2 separate regions of the Homo sapiens genome follow, and region 1 is linked to region 2. A link is an interaction called in ENCODE POLR2A ChIA-PET data of the cell type or tissue named here. Cell type or tissue: OCI-LY7. All regions are shown on one strand. Each heading gives the region's core, and the rest is flanking DNA. Links, peaks and the distances in the headings are about the cores only.

Region 1 (5,345 bases), core at 449-4,448, 340 kb before region 2:
TCCTTTGGGATATTCTACATAGACTCTCAGGTCATTTGCAAATAGGAGCAGTTTTACTTTTTCCATCCTAATCTGTATGGGATTTATTTTCTTTTCATACCTTACTGCGCTATCTAAAATTCCACTACTATGTTGAATAAATGTGAGGAGAGAGAACATCCTCGCCTTGTTCCTGACATAGGGCAAAAACATTCAATTTTTTAGCATTAAATGTAACATTAGCTGTTGGGTTTAAGTAGATATTCTTTATCAAACTGAGGAAGTTTCCCCTCCACTTCTATTTTTCCAAGAGTTTTTAAAATCATGGATTAAATTCAAACTTTGTCACATGATTTTTCTGCATCAATTAATATGATCATGTGGTTTTTCTTCTTTAACCTGTTAACATGTTTGTATTAATTGATTTTGAAATTTTTTTTTTTTTTTTTGAGACAGAGTCTCGCTCTGTTGTCCAGGCTGGAGTGCTGGAGTGCAGTGGCGCGATTTCGGCTCACTGCAAGCTCCACTTACCGGGTTCATGCCATTCTCCTTCCTCAGCCTCCCGAGTAGCTGGGACTACAGGCGCCTGCCACTACGCCCGGCTACTTTTTTGTATTTTTTAGTAGAGACGGGGTTTCACCGTGTTAGCCAGGATGGTCTCGATCTCTTGACCTCGTGATCCACCGGCCTTGGCCTCCCAGAGTGCTGGGATTACAGGCATGAGCCGCCGCGCCCGGCCGATTTTGAAATATTGAACAGCTTTGCATTCCTGGAATAGACTCCATTTGCTCATGATGTATAATTCTTTTTTTATGTAGCTGAATCATATTTTAAGTGTTTTCAGAGAATTTCTGCATCTATATTCATGAAGGATATAGGTCCATAATTTTCTTTGTACTATCTTTGTCTAGTTTGGGTGTCAGGATCATACTAGCTTCACAAATTAATTGAGAAATTTTTTCTTCTCTTTCATATTCTAGAAGAGATTGTTTAAAATTTGTGTTAATCCTTCTTTAAATGTAGGAGACATTACAAATAACTCTATACATATAAATTTGGAAACAGATGAATGGATCAATTTCTTTAATAGCACAACTACACAACTAATCTAATATAAATAATTTGAATAGCCCTATCAATATTAAAGAAATTACATTCATAATTATAAAATACCCCAAAACATAAATCTCCAGGTCCATGGGATGATTCTACCTAATGTTTAAAGAAGAATTAAGGCTGATTCTATACAATCTCTTCAAGAAAAGAGGAGGAAAAACTTTCCAATTCAATTTATGAAGCTAATATTACCCTGTAATACATATTAGGTATTCATCGCCCTTTCATGGCATACAACTCCTAAAATCCTTGGACCCTCCAAAGTGCTGTCTTTTTGTATGTTAATGTTAATTGATAGTTTCAGGATAGGGCTGGTTGTCAGAAAGACACAGCTATGATTAAAGGATTGGGACTTTCAGCCCCAGTCCCCAACATTCGGAAGGGGAGAGGGGTTGAAGGTTAAGTTGATCATCATTGGCCAACGGTTTAATCAATCATGCCTACATAATGAAGTCTCCATAAAAACACCACGAAGGCAGGGTTCAGTGAGCCTCTGAATAGTCTAATACATGGAGGTTTCTGAAGGGTGGTATGCCCAGGGAGAGCATGGAAGCTTCATGCTGCTTCTCATATGCCTTGCCCTATGCATCTCTTCATCTGTATCTTTTGTAGCATCCTTTATAGTAAACCAGCAAATGTGTTTCCCTGAGTTCTGTGAGCCACTCCAACAAATGAATCGAACTCAAAGTGGGGGTTGTGGGAACCCCGACTTGAAGCTGGTAAGTCAGAAGTTCTGGAGGCATGGACTGGTGACTTGTGTCTGGAATGAGAGCAGTCATTATTGCAGTTCATTATGGCTATAAATTTACCACTCATTGTTTTAGCTGTGTCCCACATATTTTGAAATGTTGTATTTTATTTTCACTCAGTTTGTAAAAGGAAAATAAATCTCAGGACCCCAAACTCACTAAGCCAAAGGGAAAAGTCAAGCTGGGAACTGGGTTATGCAAATCTGCCCCCCATTTGGTTCCTGAATAGGATAGCTACAAAGATGAAAAGTTACATACCTCCCTCACCGATTGCCCACAAGGAAATTCCCTGTGGGCCCCAAGATCTTTACCCTAAAACAGTTCTGCTGAATTTCACCCTGGCCATGTAAATTGATAGCTTATTTTCACAGGTGCAGGACAAAGGACAGAACTAAAAGTCATCCCTCTACTCACCTGAAACAAATGTGTATCTGATTGCTTCTTCTACCCTATCCTACTCTATCCTCTACTGCAGATTCTCTGAGCCAGATGAAGGCATAAGTGACTATTCCTCTACTCCCCTGTCACATGTAAATTGTATATTCCATGAAAGGCTGATCAAAGACTCAAAAATGTAACCGTCTGTCTTTTATCTATCCACACCTTTCAAACAGTTTCTACCCCTTTCTCCAATATCTGCTCTTTCCCCTTTAAATATCAAAGCCTTTGGAGAAAGGCACAGACCTGTATCCTGAGCATATATCCTTAACTCTGGCAAATAAACCTCCTACAATGATTGAGACTCACCTCAATCATTTTCATTGATTTATAAGTTCAATATATTTTTAAAAATATATTTATCTTAACACTTTGACGCATTGTCTTAGTCAATTTGGGCTGCAATAACAATTATACTATAGACTGTGTGACTTTAAAAACAAACATTTAATTCTTAGAATTCTGGAAGCTAGGAAGTCCAAGTTCAAGGTGCTGGCAGATCCCACATCTGGTGAGGGCCACCTTCTGGTTTGCAGATGGCAGCCTCCTTGTTGTATTTTCACATGCCAGAGAGCAGAAAGGGAAGCACAAGCTCTCTCCTGTCTCTTCTCCACCCTTATGACCTAATTACCTCCCAAACGCCTCATCTCCAAACATCATCACATTGGTGATTAGGCTTCAATATACAAATCGGGAGTTGAGGGGGAGGCTCACAGACACTCAGTCCACAGCACTCCTGAATTATGTGGAAGTGTGCTAGCTTCCAAGTATTTCAAGACTCACCTGTTATTTTGTTCTGCTACTAATTTTTCATTCTGTTGAGGTCATAGAACACACTTTGTATGATTTCAATCATTTTAAATTTGTCAAGGCTTGTTCTATAACACAGAGTATAATCTATCTTTGCACATGTTCTATGGGACCTATGGGCCCTTGCATAGAAGGTATATTCACTGTTGTTGGGTGGAGTGTTCTATGAAAGTTAAGTTAGATCCTGTTGATTAATGATATCATTGAGTTCTTCTATATCCTTGTAATTTTTGTTAATTCTTGCTACTCATTGTTTCTCTATTCCTAGAAGTCTTAGAATCCCTGGCTTAGAAGCAGGGAAGAAATAGTGAATATTCAGCTTCTTCTTCTTCTTTTTTTTTTTTTTTTTTCTGTTTTTTTGAGATGGTGTCTCCCTCTATCGCCCAGGCTTGAGTGCAGTGGTGCAATCTTTGCTCACTGCAACCTCCACCTCCTTGGTTCAAGTGATTCTCCTGCCTCAGCCTCCCCAGTAGCTGGGACTACAGGTGCACACCACCACACCTGGCTAATTTTTGTATTTTTGTAGAGATGGAGTCTCACCATGTTGTCCAGGCTGGTCTCAAACTCCTGACCTCAAGTGATCCTCCCACCTCAGCCTCCCAAAGTGCTGGGACTACAGGCATGAGCCACCACACCCTGCCCAATCTTCTAACTTCTTAAATTAGCAAATGATGCATATTTCAAAGACAAGAAAGCCAGATCTTTCATTTCTCATTCGCAACAGCCAAATTTCATTAAGAGGAAGCAAAATACTTTCATAGATTTCAAAGAGTTAAACCATAGAGGGTTTGAGTATAGAATGTTTAGTGTAAGACACTGAAAGACAGGCTATGTGATATGATATGGATATTATATCCCACTAAACCAGATAAAGCATTCCTCCCAGACATGAGGGAGGCAGGAAACAGACAGACATAGGTGAGTATCCAACCCCCCAGGATTGAGACCCTTAGTGAAAAGTGTAAACCCCTAGGTAGGTTTGAGGAACTGAGGACAGAAGAGTATGTTTTATGCTAAAAAAAAAAGATTCATTAAAAACAAGCTTGGTGTGTGCCATAAGCCATCATAGGATAGATTCAGGGAACTAGAAATGAAAGTATAGCATACTTCAGTAGAGAGCCTTAGTGTTCCTGGCTTCATAGTAGCTCCTATCCAGCAGTTCCTGCATGCTGCAGGGGGACAGAAAACCAAGAAGGGGAGACAATGAGGAGGACCCAGAGTACAAGGACCTGAAGATCAGACAGCATGGCTACACCTAAGGGCACCAGCAGCAGAGGCTGGTGCAAGTCAGAAGGATGAGCAGGGACCGGCAATACAAGCAGAAAATGACCAGCAGGATGAGATACTCAAGTAGAGGCTAATCCAGGACAGCTCACCACTCCTGCCAAGCTACTGTATAAGCTTCCACTTGTACTCAGAAGCCATAATAAGTGGTATAGACAGGAGACAGGGAAATACTGCACGAAAGAGGGTGGTTCCCCAGCAAAGACCCCACCTTCAAGCAAGCCTGGAAACCCACAGCACTAGATGAAAACAGGCATTCCTGTTTTTGTGCCCAAAAGTTGCCTTTTGGCCCACCATGCACCCCTATCCTGTACATATATAAACCCCAAACTCCAGACTCCACAAGCCAATGAACAGAAGAGCAGAACGGAAGAACAGCATGGCAGAAAGAAAAAAAAAAGGAGTATCTGAATGCCAAGAGAAGATCAGCTGCGAATGGTCGGAGAGGAGAACGGACACCGGCTGCCCAAACTCCAGGGGAAGATCATCTTCTTACTTCATCCCCCTTCCAGCTCCCCATCCACCCCACTGAGAGCCACCTCCACCACTCAACAAAACCCCTGCACACATCCTTCAGGTTTATATATGACCCAATTCTTCCTGGACACCAGACAAAGACCTAGGTACGAAGAGGGCACTGAGCTGGTTAACACTTAAGCCATCCGTGGACAGCAAGGCTAAAAGAGCACACTGTAACACAGGCCCACTTGGGCTTTGGGGGTTGCAGGATCCCACCCACAGACACTGCCATGGGGCCTGGGCCCAGGGGTGCTCGGTCCGGCTCCTGCACCTGCCCATCTGCATGCTCCCCCTCCTGTAAGGAGTTTGAGTATGCACAGTGCCAAACAGACAAGCTACACCCCTGTTGCATGTCCTGCTAGGGGGGGTCAGGGAACGCTCCAGTTTCATCAGCAGTAAAGCAGGACAAAAAGGAGGAGGGAAACATCCAGGAGAGCAGGGGCAAGGAGT
Region 2 (5,345 bases), core at 606-4,605:
CAGGAGTTCGAGACCAGTCTGGCCAACATAGTGAAACCCGGTCTCTACTAAAAATACAAAAAATTAGCTGGGTGTGGTGTGTGCCTGTAATCTCAGCTACTGGGGAGGCTGAGATAGCAGAATTGCACGAACCTGGGAGGCAGGGGCTGCAGTGAGCCAAGATCGCGCCACTGCACTCAAGCCCAGGTGACAGTGTGAGACCTCATCTCAAAAGAAAATAAAAGAGAATATTGTTTAACCTCAATGAGACATTTCTGGCTAGGTATGGTGGCTCGCGCCTGTAATCCCAGCACTTTGGGAGGCTGAGGCAGGCAGATCACTTAAGGTCAGGAGTTCGAGACCATCCTGGGCAACATGGAGAAACCCTGTCTCTAGTAAAAATAAAAAATTAGCCAAACATGATGGCACATGCCTGTAGTCCCTGCAACTCAGGAGGCTGAGGCAGGAGAATCGCTTGAATCCAGGAGGCAGAGGCTGCAATGAGCTGAGATCACACCACTACACTTCAGCCTGGGCGACAGAGTGAGACTTTGTCTCAAAAAAAAAAAAAAAAAAAAAAGAGACATTTCTAGTCTATAAATATATTAGTATGTTTTTAATTGAAACTGGCATCTATTAGTAGCAGAATAGATAATTTCATAAAATGTCACATGGAAAACAAAGAAACCTAGATGCATATCCTGGGGTTCCATCTCTAACTTGAAACAAAACCTGGTCTTTCAAGTCTTTCTTTTCTTCTATTAAAAAAAGTATAAAAATAATAATAAAAAATAAATTGCCTAAACCATTATATATCAAAGACACATATTTATATACCAAATATTTGTATATTTCCACTCTTCCCTCATAAAAATATTTACTCCCTCCTCCCCACTCTTAATTCTCTTAATTTTAATCTGCAAGTTTATTGGTTTAAACTTAATTAAACCAATTAAATCCTTAATTTTCTCCCACTCTTAAATGTCTTAAAAGTGGTCTTGCCCTGCCTCTTTTCCATACCTACTTCTCCTAAAGCAATATATTGTGCTCTTTTCCATACCTACTCCTTCAAAAGCAATAAAAGAGCAGTCATGGCAGCAACATACCCAGCAAGTCGTCTGGAGAGATGCTGCCAGCCAGCAAACGTCTCCCATCTCGAGAAAACCACTCATATGAATATGTACTCAAACACAGTGCCACACATTAGAGACAACATAGACACAATAAACATTCTCTCCTTTGTCTTTTAACTCTGAGGGTAACCCTCAGTCTCCTTTCTACCTAATGCAATGGAAAAATAGCCTCATGCTCGACACATTGAGCTCTGTTAGGTCAGTGGCACAAGACTCACACCTGTCAGGTGGTAAAACAGGTGTTATAAAGTCTAGTCCATGCAGTGCCTGCACTGAAGCATCAATAATTCATAGCAGATTGCCTGATTTTACTTTTGAGATACTCTTTTCCCTAAGCCTAATTTTAATTATTTTAAATTTTTTTCTGCCTTTTCGGACTTAGAAATGACCTCTGAACATAATTGTGGTCTCTCCAGAAACCAAAATATTCCAAGAGAACTCATCTGCCAATTTACTGGGAGAAAGCTGCACAACAAAGAACAGTATAAACTGAATAAGGCAACTCTGGCAGTCCAATCAACACAATAATGGAATCTACTAAAGAAGTTCTTAATCATTTTATTTTTCCTGCATGGGCCCTGCTGGTGAAGCCTATGAACTCTTTCTAAGAAAAGTATTTTTAAATGCATAAAATACATGCACACAATACAGAAAATTACAAAAGAAACCAATTACACTGGAATATGATTATCAAAATATAAAAAACACAAACCTTGAGTAATATATATGCTTTTTTAATACTTTAAGTAACAGTTAAGTTATTTCGAGACAGCTTTAATGTATTCCAAAAGTATCTACCGTTTCTATTAGAAACAGTCTCTGGGCTGGTTATGGTGGCTCATGCCTGTAATCTCAACACTTTGGGAGACCAAGGCAGGAAGATGGCTTGGGGCCGGGAGTTCAAAACCAGTCTGGGCAATCTACAAAAAATAAAAAAATTAGCTGTGTGTAGTGATGTGCACCTGTAGTCCCAGCTATTCTAAAGGGTCACTTGAACCCAGGAGTGATGGTGCCACTGCACTCCAGCCTGGGCAACAGAGTGAGATCCCATCTCTATAAAAAATAAAAATTAAATTAAAAAATAGACGACACAGTCTCTGGTACTGTACTGCTAATGCTAATGTTGTCTATACTCATAACAAGAAAATGTAAAAATAAAGATGTAACTTTTTCCCCATTCAAGGTCATAGGTCCCCGGGTTTAAAACCTTTAATATACAAAGAACTATGCTTATTATGCTGTTAGCTCAGTGTTAATAAATTTTATGGCAATAATAATGCACTTTTACCTAAATAATGACATGTCATCCCGTCATCCCAAAGTGAAGCAAAGAGGACAAGAATTTTTAGCTCCATTTTGCAAGTAAAGAAATAAGGCCAAAAGCAAGAAGGGTAGTGAATACAGGGAGCATCTGTAGAATGCTCACTCTCCACTCTGCCTACACTTCCTATCTTCACAATAACTGCCCTCCCCCTTCCTGCCCAAGACAGGTGTTACAATCTCTCATTCTTCTAAAAAAGAAATTAAGATTCAGATAAATGACTTGCTCAATGTCAGGGGGCTACTTAACAAGACATAAGTCCTTTAAAATCCTAGTCTTGGGCTCTTTTGATTATCTTATTCTACTTTTCTCAGATACCATTTTAGACAAGTTCATTCGAAACAATTACTAGGGCTTTTCAAGAAGTAGGCTATTAAAGCTCTCTATTGTTAGCAGGTCAAGAGACTACCTCTAAAGATGTTTTAAGTGCACATTAATAACTGGTATGATCATCTCTGTAAATGGATTTCCTGTAAGGGTGAGAGGCAGTTTTAAATAAGATATTAAGTCTTGCTCATGTAGAAATGATTTCTGGTTTAATGATATTTTCAAGGAAATGAAATATTCAACGTTTGAGTAATATACATGTTACTGAAAATGCAAAGCAAATTTCTAAAATTTATAAAGCTGAACTGCAATATTAACACCAAAGTTTTACACTGAGTTTAGGATCTCTTCTAAGAGTTTTGTAAATTTAAAAAGGAAAATCATACCTGTATTGTTCCTAAGGTGAGCAGAAAACAAAATAATACACTATCATTTGCAATTATTAAATACTAAAAGGTAAGAAAGCTAAATCCAGTTCAACTTCCTCATTTCACTCTTAAGAAAACATTAAACATTCACATAAAAATGTTTAGAAATGGGAAAACAGGTTCATGCAAGTCACTTATATAACAGGAAAGAAGCAAACACAAAATAATTCTCACAAATAATTCTACCCTTAATGTGCTTTGAAACATCAGATATTATAGCTTATTTTCAAAACAGAACAAAGTCAGTATGTTTCTTAAATGTCTTTATAATTAGACAATATTCTCTAACACAGTCAACGAGGCTATATGGCAGTTCTATTGCTATAAAAAAATTAAGCTTCTAATTTTCTAGATATTAACTCCCTTTTTTGAAAAACTGATACAATGCCTGGTTCACAGTTGGGCCTCAAAATGTCTGTTGATTTTGTTGGTGAATTAATCTTACACATAATACTAGTTTTAATTTTTCTGTTGATTAGTGTCAAGGGCAATAGTTTCCTCTCTTTTTTTATGTTGTAAAATGACCAAACTAATAAGCATCACTAAGAAGAGAGAACCAACATGAACATGGGGAACAAAAAAAGCTCCTTACAGCTGGGCGTGGTGGCTCACACCTGCAATCCCAGCACTGTGGGAGGCCCAGGTGAGCGGATCACCTGAGGTTGGGAGTTCGAGACCAGCCTGACCAACATGGAGAAACCCCCATCTCTACCAAAAATAAAAAATTAGCCGAGCGTGGTGGCGCATGCCTGTAATCCCAGCTACTTGAGAAGCTGAGGCAGGAGAATCACTTGAACCTGGGAGGCCGAGGTTGTGGTGAGCCAAGATCGCGCCATTGCACTCCAGCCTCGGCAACAAGAGCAAAACTCTATCTCAAAAAAAAAAAAAAAAAAAAAAACTTTTTACAACTAGGCCTCCCAAATTCAAGCCTTAACCATCTCTATCCAAAACTGTTTTAATAATTTCAATTAAGTTGACAATCAAATTAAAGGCCAGATAATTTGACACACTTAATGATAACTGTAATTACCATGCTGCTTGTTGATTAGATATTAGCAGTAAGCTTTCTGGTGATATATACTAACTTTGCTGAATAGCCAAACTAAGTTTTTATAGTTTTTCTAAGTCTAGAACCTATAAACAGCTTAAGTATCAGGAGTCCTCACAATGGCTAAGAAAATTTAATCCAAGCCAAAGGGATCTAAAGTCAATTAACCACAGCTGAGATTTTCTATGTTCCCATTCTCCCTTTCACTCAGAGTCCTTATGTTGACTGGGGGCGGTGGCTCACACCAGAAATCTCGGCACTTTGGGAAGCCAAGGCGGGTGAATCACTTGAGGTCAGGAGTTCAAGACCAGCCTAGCCAACACGGCGAAACTCCGTCTCTACTAAAAATATAAAAATTAGTCCCGTCTCTACTAAAAATATAAAAATTAGTCAGACGTGGTGACCTGTTTGGTGGTGTGCATCTGTAGTCCCAACTACTCGGGACGCTGAGGCAGGTGAATTGCATGAATCCAGGAGGCAGAGGCTGCAATGAGCTGAGATCATGCCACTGCACTCCAGCCTGGGTGACAAAGTGAGACTGTCTCAAAAAAAAAAAAAAAAAAAAAAAAAACAAGGGTCCTTACGTTGCATTAATGCATCCACATTATTCCATGTACTCACCAGGATTTTTTGTTATAAACAAAAATACCCACTCTGGTTAACTTATTAAAAGATTATCAGTCAATTTACAAAAACAACAGGAAGATTTAACAAAGAAAAAAAAACAGAGGAAGCAAGAAACATCCAGAACTCACAGCACAGAATACTGTGCTTAAAATGCTGCTGCAAGGAGTATTAATTAACTTATACACACTACTGTGACACTTAACAGGCCAGGTGTGGTGGCTCACGCCTGTAATCCCAGCACTTTGGGAGGCTGAGGCGGGAGGATCACTTGAACCCAGGACAGCCTGGGCAACATGGTGAGACCCCGTGTCTACAAAAAATAAAAAAGCCGGGAGTGGTGGCAAGCTCCTATAGTTCCAGCTACTTGGGAGACTGAGGTGGAGGGATCACTTCAGCCTGGGAGGTCAAGGTCACAGTGAGCTATAATCAAGCCACCGCACTCTGGCCTGGGCAACAGAGACAGTCTCAAAAAGAAAAAAAAA

Evidence for each region. Peaks named below come from ENCODE experiments on the same cell type or tissue, not always from the same donor. Only the 100,000 strongest peaks of a DNase experiment are listed, where the experiment ranks them.
Region 1: POLR2A ChIA-PET joins it to region 2 with 5 read pairs; 2 of 35 experiments call an interaction of 5 or more read pairs at or near these places.

What each region holds. Positions count from the first base shown.
Region 1 is chr11:109,950,277-109,955,621 of GRCh38, forward strand. The region is part of intron 1 of LOC105369484 (a long non-coding RNA gene); the gene reads left to right. Among named protein-coding and RNA genes, the nearest start is that of LINC02715, 130 kb to the left of the region's middle. In OCI-LY7, for the core only: no CTCF peak of the experiment used is centred there; no DNase peak of the experiment used is centred there.
Region 2 is chr11:110,285,176-110,290,520 of GRCh38, forward strand. All of the region lies in intron 1 of RDX (radixin), which reads right to left. Among named protein-coding and RNA genes, the nearest start is that of RDX, 8.8 kb to the right of the region's middle. In OCI-LY7, for the core only: no CTCF peak of the experiment used is centred there; a DNase peak (open chromatin) is centred at 2,576; H3K4me3 peaks cover 689 bases; H3K27ac peaks cover 658 bases.